Linked DNA regions of Homo sapiens: region 1 is linked to region 2. A link is a loop called in an ENCODE intact Hi-C map of the cell type or tissue named here. Cell type or tissue: PC-3. All regions are shown on one strand.

Region 1 (8,000 bases), 170 kb after region 2:
CTCTCTCTCTATACATATATCAGATTTGTTAAGATGCGCAATCACAGAATTACCCTGCTTTCTGAAATTCCCACTTCCTTTCACCTTCTCCTAAACTCTCTTTCAAAACAAAGTCTAAACCCTATATTAAGTTCTTTCTACCACCGTCTCATGGAGACACACCATGATTCCCCATGAGACACGTCATGATTTCCCATTGCAATGAGTAATAAAACTAGTTTGTTCAATATAGATATGCTTCTGGTGTTTTTCTGGCTGAAAACATTGACAATAGACAGTTTGCTTACACTCACTGATGCTGAAAGCTTAACTGATATGATCCCTTAAAAGGACTGGACTTTTGCAGGAGAGAAAAGCCACTGAAATTAGATTCTGATAATTTGGCTGGACATCGTTTGTTTAGTTTTTATAGCTGTGATCATTCTGGCAAAATACTAGTTTTCTCTAATTGTTGGTTTCTTAATCTATTTGAAGGAATATTATTATATGGCGAGTTATTAATGTGGTTAATCCAGGCATTAACAAATATTTAACTCATGTCACCTTATGTAAGATTCTGTGCCCAATATTTGAGATAAAATGGAGAGCAAAGCAGACATGGACTTGCCCTCACAAAGATTAAAATCTAATGAAGGAGACAAATATTACTGAAATAACTGCCAAAAGCACGTGCAAAATTACAACCGTGGTAAGTGAAGCAAAGGCTAAAGCATGATTAAAGCATCTAATAGATAAATCCAACCTGGTTATAAAAAGAAAAAAACCTGAGCTGATGATATCTTATGGAAAATTAAAAATTAACTGGTGACATGAAGTAGTGGAGAAGACCATACTACACAGATAATAATGTGCAGAGGTTTATGCTGAGAGGACTCTGAGAAAGGATAAACATGCCACTGTTGCCCAAGTTGAGAGAGCAAGGGGGTAGGATCCAAGATAATGTCTAAAGGACAGGCAGGCAGGGACTGATTACATAGGCCATGTTAAAAATGTTGGCCTGTATCCTACCAGCTAATTCCTAGGAGCCTCTGGGTATTCTGGGTAAATTGCAGGACTCAACGAATAGTTGTTCCATTCTATTTGTATGTCATCTATGCTTTTCAATTCCATTTAAAACTGATAAAACTCATTCTTCTGAACTGGAATTGATGCAGCAGAGTTGGTCAGACAGCAAAGACAATTTCTGAGGACACTGCTTGATAATGTTTTCTGTGTCTTTAGGAAAAGCCTCTGTCTTGTAAAGGCATCTTAGTTCTGTCCACTCAGAAGACTCAGTAGCTATTGTATACGTATGTTCAAAAGGAATCATTTTTTCTATCCATTCACATTAATGAATTTAGAATAGTAAATGGACTTAAAAACTTTAGGGAGTCTTTGGACAATTTTATCTTTTACCATCCTACTCCAAATTTTATATTTGGGAAATTCAACCTGAATAATGAATATGTAGGGCAAAAACCAGGTTAGGATTTGGCCACTAATTCCCTTCTGAAAAGAAATGCATTGAAATTTAAGGAGTATATCAGGTGCTGCTCTACCCTAGTAGTTGGACAGGTATCTAACATGAAGCCTTGGAAATCAGTGCCATATAAAATGCCTGAATACAATTTAACAAATGAAACAGCAAATTAAATTAATAATAACAGAGAGAAGGCTCTTCATATAGACAGCAAGGGTGTGACTGGCATTTTTACCATATTCTTTCCCTTCTATCTTGATTAATTTTTCTTTTGCTGAGAAAAATTTTGTAATTCACATGGAGTCTTATGTTGTTTTTCACAACAAATTCTGCCCAATACAGTAATGTGACATTATTTTTTCCAGAACAGCAGAAGGTAGCTTAGATGTCTTATTCTCAATTTTCACAGTTTGTTTTCTCAGGATCGTAAATGTATTTTGCATATGAGAAAGATTTAAATGCTAGAGTTGGCTGTTCTTATTATTTCGTTGAAAACAAAAGAACGTTTGGATGTTCTATGTTTTTCCAACTTTACAGCTGTTTGCCCTCCTTTTGTTTGGGTCATTTCTTATAAACTCATCAAAATAGGGAAGAGGTAATTATTAAAAATGATTCCCCCATATATTTTAAGATAATCAATAAATCGGTTTTTTATCCACAATGTGTCTTGGTAATTCTGAAGGCTGTGTAGTTGGAGCTATCTAGGTGGGTTAGTGCTTCCTAAATCTGGTGACATTAACTGAGTTGAGGTCTAGAATTTTTCAAGCTGCAAAAGTGATTTAGATATATAGCAAGTCATTAGAACCAACAGACCAGAAGATCAAGTTACTTTCCAATTCTGAAATTGTATGATTCTAAACTATCAGCCTATGGCAGGGTTCATTTTAAGATGTCAAATTTTACTGTGATGTTCTGGTTTTGAGTTCCCTTTCATGGGAGAGTGCATGGTTTCCCAGGCGTTACAATGTTTTAACACAGGTACCTCAAAGAACATCTTGTTAAGAAAGTTTTAAAATGACTAACAGGAAAACTGTGCTGAGTTTATTAGTCACTGTGCCTTGTAAACACTATAATGATTCATTCTAGTGAATAATTCCAAGGTTTAAACTCCTGGTATTCCAGGAGTTGTAGGTATGAGTTGGAGATGGGATAACCTAAAAAGAAAGGCAAAATTATAATTTTCACAATTTGGGGTTATAAAGTACTCTGATCTCTCAGTCTAGCCACTATAAATCTACCTTTGCTTGGATTTAATTGATTACTTCATAATGGTTATCTTAACCATACTAAAACCTGTGAAATCAGACATCTTAAAACGTGTTCCAAGAAACATTTCAATTCAGTCTGAAAACCATCTCAAATAGTCTCAGAGATGTGATTTCTACTCAGAACCTTGGCCTACCACTGCCCATACTCCTCCTCTGACACACTTACAATATTGCATTGCTTTGGTAGGGTGCTAGTGTGCATGATTTGTCTTTCTTTTACAGAGTCAGTTTTTTAAATGCTTGCATTGTTCCTTTTTTGTTTTTTGTTTGATCTCTACATTCAATTAAATTAAACCAGAAACCAGGTTCTCATCTGAGCATCTGAGTTCTGTGAATAATTTCCTATGAGGCTCTCAGAAATTAATACTTTAGTCAAAGCTTTTCTTTGCAAGCAACAAAATTATATATGACTAATTTAATCTGAGAAAGGATATGAAAACAAGGATATTCTATATCTCCAAGAAGACACAAGATCTAATGTTAGAGCCTATGAAGCCAAAACAAGCCTGAAACCATATCACAGAATGATTCTCATGATAATACTAGGATTGTACCATTAATGCCATCCATACTGGACACTGGGTTTACTGTTACCTGAAAGCCTCCCTTGCCAGCATGATTTTCTTCTCTCTTCTACATAGCTAGTTCCTGAATCCACACTTGAAACAATATACAAGTTTATGTGCCTATACTTTCATCCGTTTAAGAAAGGAGGACAAGGAAATCAGTATTTGGATTTTTTCTTTTTGCTTCCCTTTATAAGGGGAAAGATTCCCTAGATATAGAAAAGAAGATGTGATTTTGGGTAGAAAATAGTCTACTCTAGACATCTTCTTTATTGTTCAAATTCAACATATAACCTTCGGAAACAGTAAAATTATTTCCCTAGCTATCATAAGGCAGCTATATCTTATGCAACAAACGATACACTTCTGCTCTATCAGCTAAATTCTATTTCAGTCAGGACGCTTTTGTCTGTGAATGACAAAGAACTCAACTCCATTGGCATGAGACAAATGAATTTATATTCTTACGTAACAACACACATAGAGATAAAGCTGTTTGTTAATTTAGTAGCTCAGTGAGGCCAGAGAGCAGGAGAGGGATAGCAAGAGAGGGAAGGAGAGAGAGAAAGAATGGTTTCATATCTGAGAAAGAACAGTTTCATATATTTGTCCAGGACTATGACTTTTGCATATGCCTAAATGAATCACCAGCAAAAGACATGGAGTTACACTGATTGGTTTAGACTTAAATCACCCTCTTGAGGCAGTAGAGGACTCATCATTCCTGAGCATATTGTTGTTCAATAAGTAGGGCGGGGGTAGTCAGAGTTCTGAAATGTAAAACGGTATCTTTGTAGGCAGTGTCTGCCACTTTTGATGCTACATTTTTTTTCAGTTTTCTGGATATACAAAAGAAAGAGAGTGACCAAAATTTTCTCTAAAATTTCTTAAATATTTAAGTAGGCTCATTTAAGAAAAATACATGGGTGCAATCTTTAAAAGTCATTAAAATCTAATGAGGGATATAGACACATGATTCCAATTCAAAGCAGAGTGAGGTATAGACTTTATAGAGATACAGGTTATAATGGGATTATTATATTAATGATGGAATATATAATTGCCTGTATACCATAAGTGCTTAATAAATATGAATCAAAAGTAAAAAGTTTCATAACATTAAGGATATGGTATGAAGATCATACAGGACTTTAAAAATCACTGACTCTGATTAGATTGAAAGAATGTTCCTATTCCTTTCATTTTAAAATTTATAAAATAACTGATGGCAAAAAGATTTTTTGGGTTTATTTTTGCTACGAGTCTTTTTCTTAGAATTTCCACTAATACATACTCAAAACAATCTAACCCGTGTTGCAGATTATTTACAATTATTTTTATTTTGAATGGGGGTATCATATTTTGCATTTTGATACCAAATACTTCTGAGGTGTTTTTTTTTTTAATTAATTAATTTATTTTTTTGACTGTTCTTGCTGTGTCACAGGCTGGAGTACAGTGGTGCTATCTCAGCTCACTACAAACTCCGCCTCCCGGGTTCAAGCGATTCTCCTGCCTCAGCCTCTTGAGTAGCTGGGACAACAGACGCGTGCCACCATGCACAGCTAATTTTTGTATTTTTAATAGAGACAAGGTTTCACCATGTTGACCTGGATGGTCTTAAACTCTTGACCTCATGATCCACCCGCCTTGGCCTCCCAAAGTGCTGGGATTACAGGGGTGAGCAATAATATTTTTAAAATAAGAACTACATTTATCCATCTATTTATTTAATAAGCATTTATTGAGTGCCCAGTATATGCCTGGATTGATTGTCCTTGACATTATTCTAATACTGACTTTGCAGAGGCACACAAAACACACAAGTTTCCGTCATCAAGGTAGATAATGATCTCCTCAAAAAAAGAAGAAAATTTCTTTGAAAAAAGAGTGAAGAAAGAAATAGATAAGATAAATTGAGAGTCCTGTGCTGGACATGAGGGGAACTAAAATGCGTAGGCCAAAGATCTGTGACCTCATGAAGATTTAAAACCTATGAGCAAATAGAAGTTCAAAGCAGGCAGGTACCACATGGCTTTTGTTCAACAATGTGTTGCAAACACCTAGCATATGCCTGCAGATAGTAAACATAAAATAAAAAATTAACAAGTGAATAAATGGAAGAGATGATAATATATACATTTAAATGTTTATGATCAAAATTTTGATTTCTATATTTATGATTCCTCATCTTAAGTAAATAAATTGTTGAATTCATGGTTGAAAGTGTTAGTAAAACTTTAAAAAGGGTAACTCTAGTGCTTGAAAAGTCAAATTGGAGAATAGAAATAAATGACTATTTTTCATATTCTTATTTTTGATCCATATCTATTTTTACATTTTATTCATCCCTTTTATTCAAAAATATTAATGTGTTAGGAAAGGTTATTTTCTTTGAATTCGTTCCATGCCACATTTTGTCTTGGCAGAGGAAAGAGTGCCTCCTTATGTGGAAAAATATAAACCCTAAGCAAGAATGAATTTTTCACTCAAAGACCATGATATTAACATTATAGGAAATTTGTTATGCACATTTGCAGGGCAAAGCATATAGTACTTTCCTTGTGATAACTGAGATTGCTATAAATAGTGAACCATCTTCTCTACAGGATTATAAAAGTCATTCTGTATATTTAAAAGTTCCAAGTAGAGGAATAAAGAAGAAAAATGGAACAAGAATAAGCATTTAGCTATCATTGTTCTTAGGATTCTGTGCAAATTATAAAGCATGAAAGCAGAGATCAAGTAGGGAAAATCTCACCGATTTGCCATGAAACTTATTTTCATTGTATTCTCTCTTATTTGCAATAAAAGGCATACTTTTTATTTTAAGGTAATTGCAGAAAATAAAAAGTTTATTATATACAATAAAATAATATATGTGTGATATTTAAGTAATAGTTTTCTTACAAAGAAAATATCTGGTCAAAATTTTTTTAAAAGTAAAAGCAAAATCTCTCACCCTGGAAAATCTTAGCAAGCTTTATCAATCAGAATATACATATAATTTTTTTTAGTATTTAATTTTTGTGGGTACATAGTAGGTATATATATATTTATCGGGTATATGAGATATTTTGATACAGGCATACAATGCATAATAATCACATCAGGATAAATGGGGTATCCATCAATTCATGCATTTATCCTTTCTTTGTGTTACAAACAAGCCCCTGTACTCTTTTTTGTTATTTTGAAATGTTCAATAAATTATTGTTGACCATAGTCACCCTGTTGTGCTATCAAATACTAGATCATATTTATTCTAACTACATTTTTGTGCCCATTAACTCTCCTCCTTCCCCCAACAACCCTTCCCAGCTTCTGGTAAATATTGTTCTACTCTCTATCTCCAGGAGTTCCATTAAAAAAAAAACAGCTCTCACAAATAAATGAGAACATATGAAATATGACTTTCTGTGCCTGGCTTATTTCGCTTAACATAGTGACCTCCAGCTCCAACCATGTTATTACAAATGACAGGATCTCATTATTTTGTATACTACATTTTTTCTGTGCACTCCTCTGCTAATGGACACTTACGTTGCTTCCAAATATTGGCTATTGTAGACACTGCTGTCATAAACATGGGAATCCAGATATCTCTTTGATATACTGATTTCCATTCTTTTTGGGTATATACCCAGCAGTGGGATTGCCAGATCACATGGTAGCTCTATTTTTAGTTTTTTGAGGAACTTCCAAAATGTCCTTCATAGTGGCTATAATAAGTTACGTCACCACCAACAGTGTACGATGTTTCCCTTTCCTTCACATCCTTACCACCATTTGTGATTGCCTGTCTTTGGGATATAAGCCATTTTAACTGGGGTGAGATGCTGTCTCATTCTAGTTTTCATTTGCCTTCCTCTGATAATCAATTATGTTGAGCACCTCTTCGTATGCCTGTTTGCCATTTGTATGTCTTCTTTTGAGAAATATCTATTCATATATTTTACACATTTTTAAGTTAAATTATTAGACTTTTTCCTATAGAGTTGTTTGAGCTCCTTATATATTATGGTTATTAATCCCTTGACAGGTAGTTTGCAAATATTTTCTCCCACTCTGTGGGTTATCTTTACTTTGTTGATTTTTTCATTCACTGTGCAGAAGCTTCTTAACTTGATGTAATCCTATTTGTGCATTTTTGCTTTGGTTGCCTATGTTTATAGGATATTACTCAAGAAATCTTTGCCCCATTCCATGTCCTGCAGAGTTTCTCCAATGTTTCCTTTTAGTAGTTTCGTAGTATGAGGTCTTACTTTTAAGTCTTTAATCTATTTTAATTTTATTTTTTATATGACATGAGATAGAAGTCTACTTTCATTCTTCTGTGTATGGACATCCAATTTTCCTGACACCATTTATTGAAGAGACTGTTGTTTCTCCAGTGTTTATTCTTGGTAACTTTGTTGAAAAAGAGTTAACTGTGGATGTATAAATTTATTTCTGTGTTCTCTATTCTGTTCCATATTTCTGTCTGTTTTTATGCCACTACAACATCGTTTTGGTTACTATAGCTTTGTGGTGTAATCTGAAGTCAGGTAATGTGATTCTTCCAATTTTGTTCTTTCTGCTAAGAATAGCTTTGGCTATTTTGGGTCTTTTGAGCTTTCATATAATTTTTAGGATTTTTTTTTCTATTTCTGTGAAGAATGTCATGGGTATTTTGATAGGGATTGCATTGAATCTGTAGATTGCTTT
Region 2 (8,000 bases):
TTAGACTTTGAGAGTTATAAATTTCAAATATCTACTCCCATCTGTGATTCATCTTCTTTATTGTGATTTTTTAAAAAATCTTTGATGTGGTTTTAAAACATCAATATTTTTGCATCTCATGTAATAAATCACCTCTACCCTAATATTATGAAGATATTCTCCTATGTCATAAAATATTTTTGTAGTTTTGCCTTTTACATTTCAGTTTTTAATACGTTGAAATTAATTTTTGCAAGGCACAGTGGCTCATATCTGTACGACCAGCTACTTGGAAGATTGAGGAGGGAGTATCCCTTGAGTCCAGGAGTTCCGATCAGATTGAGCAATATAAAGAGACCCCGTCACAAAACAAAATAAACAAGAAAAAATTTAATTTGTATTTATGGGGTGAGTAAAAAATCATGTTTCTTTTTAAAAAAATCTATATTCATGCCTAATGATTCAGAAATTTTAGATTCAGCTCGTCAAGTTCTATAGAAATCCTATTGCTGCTTTGACTAGAATTGTATTGAATCCAGGTATAATTCATTTAGGGAAGAATTGAAATCTTTATGATATTGAGTCTTACTATCCAAGATCATTTATTTAGAGTGTTTTTAATGTCTTCAAATAAATTGTTAAAATGTTCTCCAAAAGACCTTTTTGTGGTTGTAAGTGGCATCATTTAAGAATATATGTTGTAGGCATTTTTTAATGGTGTCCCTTACTTGGTTAAAAAAAGTTTCCTTCTATTATTAATTTACTAGTGATTTCAATCATAGGTGGGGGTTTAGCTTTATTGAATGCTTTTTCTGAATCTATAGAGATGATGTGATTTATATCTTCAATTTGTTAACTCCATTAATTGATTTTCAAAGTAAATTAAGCTTATATTGTATTTTTGTGATAAACAACATGATAATGGTATTTTTTTTTAAATACATTGCTATTTGTTTTGCTATTTTTTTTGGTAGGAATTTTCTATCTGTAGTCATTAATGAGGCTGTCCTACAATTTTCTTTTCTTGTTCTCTCCATATGTGGTTTTGGTGTTTAGATAATGTTATTCTCATTAAATGAGTTGAGAATTGCACCTTCTTTTTGGTTATCCTTCTGTTATTTATTTAATCACATTGTAGTTTGAGAACATGTTTTGTATGATAACCATGCCTTTAAAACTTGTAAGGCTTATGTTACAGAATAGCACTTCGTTGAAAATTTCCATGTCTAGATGTTGTTTGATTGTTCTTAATAGGTGTTTCGGGTGTCATTAAAACTTTTTTTCCTTCCATTTGTTGGATACAATAACTTTTAATGATCCTGTTTATAGTTTCGAGTTCCAAGAAAAGAAACTTGGAATCAGAGTGTGGAAAATGTTCCTTAAAATCAATAGTCTGATTTCACTACTACAACTTAAAGGGGCACTAAAATGCTAGTCCTCCTTTAAGAAAGGCACAGAGCTGGCCAGGCGCGTTGGCTCACGCCTGTAATCCCAGCGCTTTGGGAGGCCGAGGCGGGTGGATCACGAGGTCAGGAGATCGAGACCATCCTGGCTAACATAGTGAAACCCCGTCTCTACTAAAAATACAAAAAAAATTAGCCGGGCGTGCTGGCGAGCGCCTGTATTCCCATCTACTCGGTAGGTAGGCTGAGCCAGGAGAATGGCGTGAACCCGGGAGGCGGAACTTGCAGTAAGCCGAGATCGCGCCACTGCACTCCAGCCTGGGCGACAGAGCAAGGCTCCGTCTCAAAAAAAAAAAAAAAAAAAAAAAAAAAAAGTCAAGGCACAGAGCTCCACCAACTTTGAGTTCTATCCAAAATGAGAGAAAACAGAAATAGCTAAAAAAGAATGTTCTTTCAAATAGTTCAGTAATTTAGATTAGTAAAACAGGGAAGTTAATTATTATAGTATAAACCTTACATGAGTGTACTAGCCAGGCTCCAAGGTGGAACCCAATAATTCTACCATTATGTAGTCTCCTTCCACATTGAATAGGGCTGACTTCTCTAATCAATAGACTATTGTGGAAATGACACTGTTGGAAGTAATGAAAGCTATTGCAGCTTCTGCCTCACTTTGTTGGATCACTTATTCCGGCGGCAGCTGGCTGCCATTTCCTAAGTGCATGCTAACAACCCTTTAGAGAGGTTTACATGGCAAAGAGCTAAGGCCTCTCGCCAACAGCCAGTGAGGAACAGAGACTTCCTGCCTTCAGCCAAGTGAGTGGGCCATTTTGGAAGTGAATACTCCAGCCTCAGTATAACTTTCAGATAACTGAAGCCCTGGCCAACATTTTCACTGTAACCTTGAGAGAGACCCTGAGCTGGAAAAAAATGAGTCAAGCTTTTCCTGGATTTCCGATGCACAAAAAGTGTGTGAGAACAAAAATGTTTATTGTCGTCAATTTTAGGTAATTGTTGCATAGCAATAGATATCTAATACCATGAGATTCACAGTGCTCTGAGATTCCGTGAGAGAAGAGACCACACCCAATTTGGGGGTTCTAGAAAAAACTTAGAAAACTTAGGAAAAACTTAAGGAGCATGTAGAAAAAATAAATGATCATCCATGAATCCTGCAATCTTGGTTACTGCAATTTAAAATTAAAATGCAAAACTAAAATGTTTACATTAGGATAGATATCACTATATACAACCTTGGAAGGACTGACATGTGAGAACAGACCAAGCTGAAGGACTTGGCAAGAACCTGTGAAGGATGAGAAGGAAAATAATCAAAGTGTACAAAACCATGTTAAAATTTAAATTCAAATTCCAGAATGATAGGATGAAGGAGCACATTAAATCTGAATGGTGATATGGTTTTAAGGAACCAAAACATAATGGCTTTTTTTCTCAATTCTACATTCAGAAACAGTAGAGAAATAAAATATGAGTGATCAATGTATAGTAAACAAAATGTCATTTTTATTGCTGATCAAGCTGAACATAAAGTGTGTCTTTACATCTGAATTTCACAGGGCTTCCTGTTGTTTTCTCCCTGTATTAGACAGACTTTTATAACTAGTCATTGTTTTCCAATAAAAAGAGGAAGCAAGCCGATAACCTGAACAGGCTCAACTACTCCTCCCAAACTGACCAATCAGAGAAGTGGCCATTCCTTCCCTGGGAAGGAGTGAATAAAAGGCTGGGCAAAAGCCAATTTTTTTCCTAACAGGAGTTCCTTCACATAGAGGACAGAAACAATTGGTTACCACTTAATAAATGGGGTAGTTTTGAATAACAAAAGAAAGTGCTAATTCACTTAGCAGAAAGTTTACTTTTGACTTCTAGGATTCTGTCTCAAAAGTGATAATTCACTTTTCAACAGATTCTGCTCAATTTATGATGAAGGTGCTGATTAGGCATAATGTCAGCTTCTGATGTATTATCTCAAGGAATTAGCCACATGGACAGGCATTCAGAAAGAAACCATGAGTACTGGAATCACATAATGAGATTTAAGTGACTGTACTGGCATGTTTAATTTGAAAATGGCTGTAGATGAGGCAGGAAAATAGGGTCTAGAGGCAGGGAACATAAGTCAGATTCACATTTCAGCTATGACAGAAAATATCCTCTCCATAGCGCATGCCCAGTATGTGACTTTGTAACTTTATTTCATCCCTTCACAGGGCATACACCAAGTAACCAATGGAATCCTCTAGAGGGTATTTAAAACCCCTCAAAATTCCATAACAGGGCCCTTGGGCCCCTTTGCTCAGGCCCGCTCCCACACTATGGAGTGTACTTTCATTTGCAATAAATTTCTGCATTTGTCACTTCATTCTTTCCTTGTTTCATCCTTTCCTTGCTTTGTTTGTGCGTTTTGTTTAATTCTTTGTTCAAGACGCCGAGAACCTGGACACCCTCACCAGTAATATAGAGTTTATCGTATAAGGCAGAGAGGATCTCCATTTACTTGGCTCATGAACCTTGAGAAGCGAATGAAACTTTTAAAACTTCTGTTCAGCAAATGTATTCATACAAAAATATCCTGTAGAATGTTCTTTTGAGGGTTAGGGTCTGTAATATACTTTGCAAAGCCTATATATGGAATCAGGTATTATCCCTTTTGGGAGAAAGTTTTAAAGCTTCATACATAAATTGGGTTGGGAGAAAAGGTAAAAGGACTGTCCCATCCTATGGTCTTGAGCTGAGCTGAGAAGAGGACTGCAGTAAAGAACAGTCACTGGCAACAATGGCCCAAGATCATTATGCTCAAAGGCATTTCCCACTGTGTAAGAAGGCAGCATTTAAAAGGGCGGCACACTCTTGTGAAAGAACATGGAATCTCCTCAAATCACTACCCCAAAGGGAAAGTTAAGTTCGGGAACTGAGTCAATACTACTGCCTTCCTTTTGTTTCTAAACTGATAGCTGTAATTCCACAACGCTGTATCACAGCCTCGTTTCCTCTACTCCCTCTTTTCACATGTTTACTTTATCTTATGTAAACTGTAGATTTACTGAGCATGAGAGAATGCATAATTGACTTTTCCCTCTACTTCCTCTTGTCATATGTAAAATGTAGATTTACTGAGGCTAATCAGAGCCTCACAAGAATGGAAGCATCTGCCTCACTGCCTGCCCTTTCTGCATTTTTCCCCCTCCTGCATGCTCTTTCCCCTTGAAAACACCCTTTGGAAAAAGCACAGGTCACAGGTGCTCCTGTGACTTGGATTTTTTTCCCCGCAAGTATCTTCAACTTTGGCCAAATATACCTCTGTTGATTGAGAAATGCCTCAGTCACATTTTGATTAACACTGTATCCCTTTTTTGTGTTTCCCACACCTGAAATGGAGCTCATTTTCAACTATGTCCTCTGGAGATGACCAAATAAGAGCTAAAAAAGAAAAGCATAAACCTTGAGATGCCGCGATTGGCTCAGTTCTGTGGCATTTCTTCACAACAAATTAGAAAGAAAATAAAATGTTAGACTTTTTACCTTAATCTTTGGGATTTTTGTCAAGAAGGGCAATCATATCTGACAAATTGAATCTGGCATTGCTATTCTCAACTTTAGCCTGAACCTGTTGTTACAGTGCATAGAGCTGTACTGGGGCATGAACAGGAACGGGGCAGAAGAGGGCCCCCACATCCCACCAGGAAAGTCAGGTGACCATAGGTGATGGTCAGGCATTTGTCACACTGCCTCTCTAAAATAATAATTGGTCACAGCCAGCACCAGGGAAAGGCAGTTTCTCTATAGATCAGAAATATCTGAAACTGGTGATTGGCATCTTCCTGATAAGATCTCAGGTGTTGGGTGAGTTTGCTCAAGCATGCGCTTTAAGAGGTCAAAAGGTGGCATTTAACTGGTACATGACCTTCTAGGGGCATTCCACTGAAAGAAGGATGCCAGGTGCTGGAAGCAGGCCAGCATATAATACCCTAAGGCCAAGGTCAAATGGGGCACTTGACCTCCAAGATGCCTGCTTGGCCTTCTTCCAAGTGTACTTCACTTTTCATTCCTGCTCTAAAGCTTTTTAATAAACTTCCACCCCACTCTAAAACTTGCCTAGCTTTCTTCTTCTGCTTTATGCCCCTCAGTCAAAGTCTTTCTTCTAAGGAGGCAAGAATTGAGATAGCTGCAGTCCCGTTAGGATAGAAATCCATATATCATGGATACAGTAATTCTAAAACTATTCATTTAATGCATATATTCTAAGTGAATCTCACTGTTCCTGGCCTTTGACAAATATCTTATTCACACAGAACTTTAATTTCTTTGTAGAAAGTCGCTTGAGGCAACGCATAATTGACTTTTGCCTCTACATCCTCATTTCACATGTAAAACCTAGATTTACTTAGGCTAATCAGAGCCTCACAAGAATGTCAGCATCTGCCTCACTGCCTGCCCTCCCTGCCATTTTTCCCCTCCTGCTTGCTCTAGCAGCTTTGTAGAAAGCTACTTTCTGCAAAGAAATTAAGTGGAAAGTCACGGCCTTGGAGTTAAACAATCTGGCATGTAATTTATATCAACATAATCTCAGGGAAATCATTTTATCTCTCCGAAAACATAATAAAATGTGGATCCTAATGTCAGAGGCATTTGAACCAGAGTGACTCCATCTTGAATAGGGGCTGGGTAAAAAGAGGCTAAGACTTGCTGGACTGCATTCCCAGAAGGTCAGGCATTTTAGTCAGAGGATGTTTACAGTTAAGAAAACAAGTTAATAATGTTTATGGAAGAGATCCAGGACTTAGCAGGTCCAGAAAATATCCTGATGTCACGATATCTTAAGAACAAAAGTATTCTTAGTTTAAGAGTAAGTTTCACTTTAAAGATAATAATATAAATTATTGTGGAAGACAGTAGTTATACAAAGATTAACAATCCTTTGTCCCAAGCCCTTGTAGTAGCGCACATCTCCCCAAGGATTGTTTTTTTTTTTGCGTTATTATCTTATATATAAACAAGCATTATACCTAAAATGGACGCATTCCTCCTCTTGCTTTTGGGCCCTACTCTCTATGGAGTAGGCATTTTTTTGTTTCTTCATTTCTGTAATAAAATTGCTTTCACTTTACTCTGTGGACTTGCCTTAAATTCTTTCTTGTGTGACATCCAAGAACCCTCTCTTGGGGTCTGGTTCGGGACCCCTTTCTGGTAACAATACCTCCTTCTTAGTGTGTGATAGAGATTTTTAAAAAAGAATGTACCAGAATATTAAAATGGGATGCTTTCTATCTCAGTTTTTGGCTGTGGCTTTAAAAGGCTGAGTAAAAAAGAGACAGAAAGAGAGAAAGTATGTGGGAAGTATTTCGTTTTGCATTCCAAAGTGAGGTGCTAGACTTATGTAGTACTTCCAAAGGAGGTTGCTACAAACTTAGTTTTTTCCAACTTCAATCCAATAAAAGGATTCATATTGAATAGCTCAGGAAGGGAGAATTTCTTGGGAGCAAGTTATTGAAAAACAATGGCATTTTCCTTCCTCCTTCATATGGGGAAAGGGCTTTGAGAAAAACACTTCGAGTTTAAAATATGTCCATTGAAGCATGGTGAACCTAATAAAATAGTGTCTATGAAATCTAAAGGGCAAGAAGCTGTGAGAATTGGCTTGATACCAGACTGAAGAGATGACTGCACCAAGAACTGCTTCACTTTCAGTAATGAGAGTCAAGGATGTGGGTTTTCTGTGGGCAGATGTAGAGCATGTGGAGAGAGTCAGCCTGGGTCAATTATAAAAGGGACCTTGCCCCAAGGGCTTTCTGTCAGGGCTGATGGGGGAAGCAAACTCATCAGGATGCTGATGGTGGTGTCAAATGCAGAAGATGAGAGAGTAGGGTGAGGATGAGGGGCATAGCAGATCTGCCAGAAGAGGAGTATTATTGGAGGTAAGGACGCCTATGTTACTATTCGCACTGGGGGTTATGTGACCCCCAGAAACATTCCAAGATGAGTCAGCTTTGAGCATTCACCAAAGCCATGAGGGCACAAAGACAGGTCATGATATTATGTCAAGTAAGACTTTGTTTTACTTCTCTGCATGCATCTCCATCCCCAGTTCTGGAGGAGACAAAAGGCAGCCTACTGTGATAGGGGAGATTGTGAATATAAACTGGCCACAAGCTCCTTCCCACTGAAGCCTTCCAGGATGAATGGGGTCCAAGCTAGGGAAAAGAGAAGCTTTATTAGTATTCATGGTTTGGGGTCACATATAAGAATGGTTATTTGAATTACTGTTATATGGTTATTTTTCTAGTACAAGTAACCATAGGGATTCTTATTATTTTGATGTGGCCAGTAGAGCCATTAATACCTGCCTTTGGGTTTACTCAAGGGGTAGGGAACAACAACTACCACTGAGTGGGTTGGAATGCATGGGGATGGGAGGAAAAGCTGTTTTTTCTGATTATGACTTATGGAGTTTTTCTCTTTCAATTAGGTGGTATAATAACAATATTCTGGAGCAAAGTGTTTCTTGACCTAAATCTACAGAATGTGTATAATTTTGCTGGCTATCTTCCCTCTGCTCTCAGATGTATGCTGCCTTTTCTCACCCTACTTTCAGTCCTA

Evidence for each region. Hi-C counts contacts between places; a loop is a spot of excess contacts. Peaks named below come from ENCODE experiments on the same cell type or tissue, not always from the same donor. Only the 100,000 strongest peaks of a DNase experiment are listed, where the experiment ranks them.
Region 1: it touches region 2 in a loop (4-fold over the local background); 4 of 110 quality-filtered maps call a loop at or near these places.

Annotation. Positions count from the first base shown.
Region 1 is chr3:191,061,339-191,069,338 of GRCh38, reverse strand. No RefSeq gene overlaps it. Among named protein-coding and RNA genes, the nearest start is that of OSTN, 130 kb to the left of the region's middle. In PC-3, a CTCF peak has its summit at 4,025; DNase peaks (open chromatin) are centred at 2,478 and 3,998; H3K4me3 peaks cover 394 bases; H3K27ac peaks cover 4,164 bases.
Region 2 is chr3:191,234,924-191,242,923 of GRCh38, reverse strand. The region is part of intron 3 of OSTN (osteocrin); the gene reads right to left. Among named protein-coding and RNA genes, the nearest start is that of OSTN-AS1, 4.3 kb to the right of the region's middle. In PC-3, no CTCF peak of the experiment used is centred here; DNase peaks (open chromatin) are centred at 4,343, 5,613, 6,113, 7,103 and 1 weaker place; H3K27ac peaks cover 5,475 bases.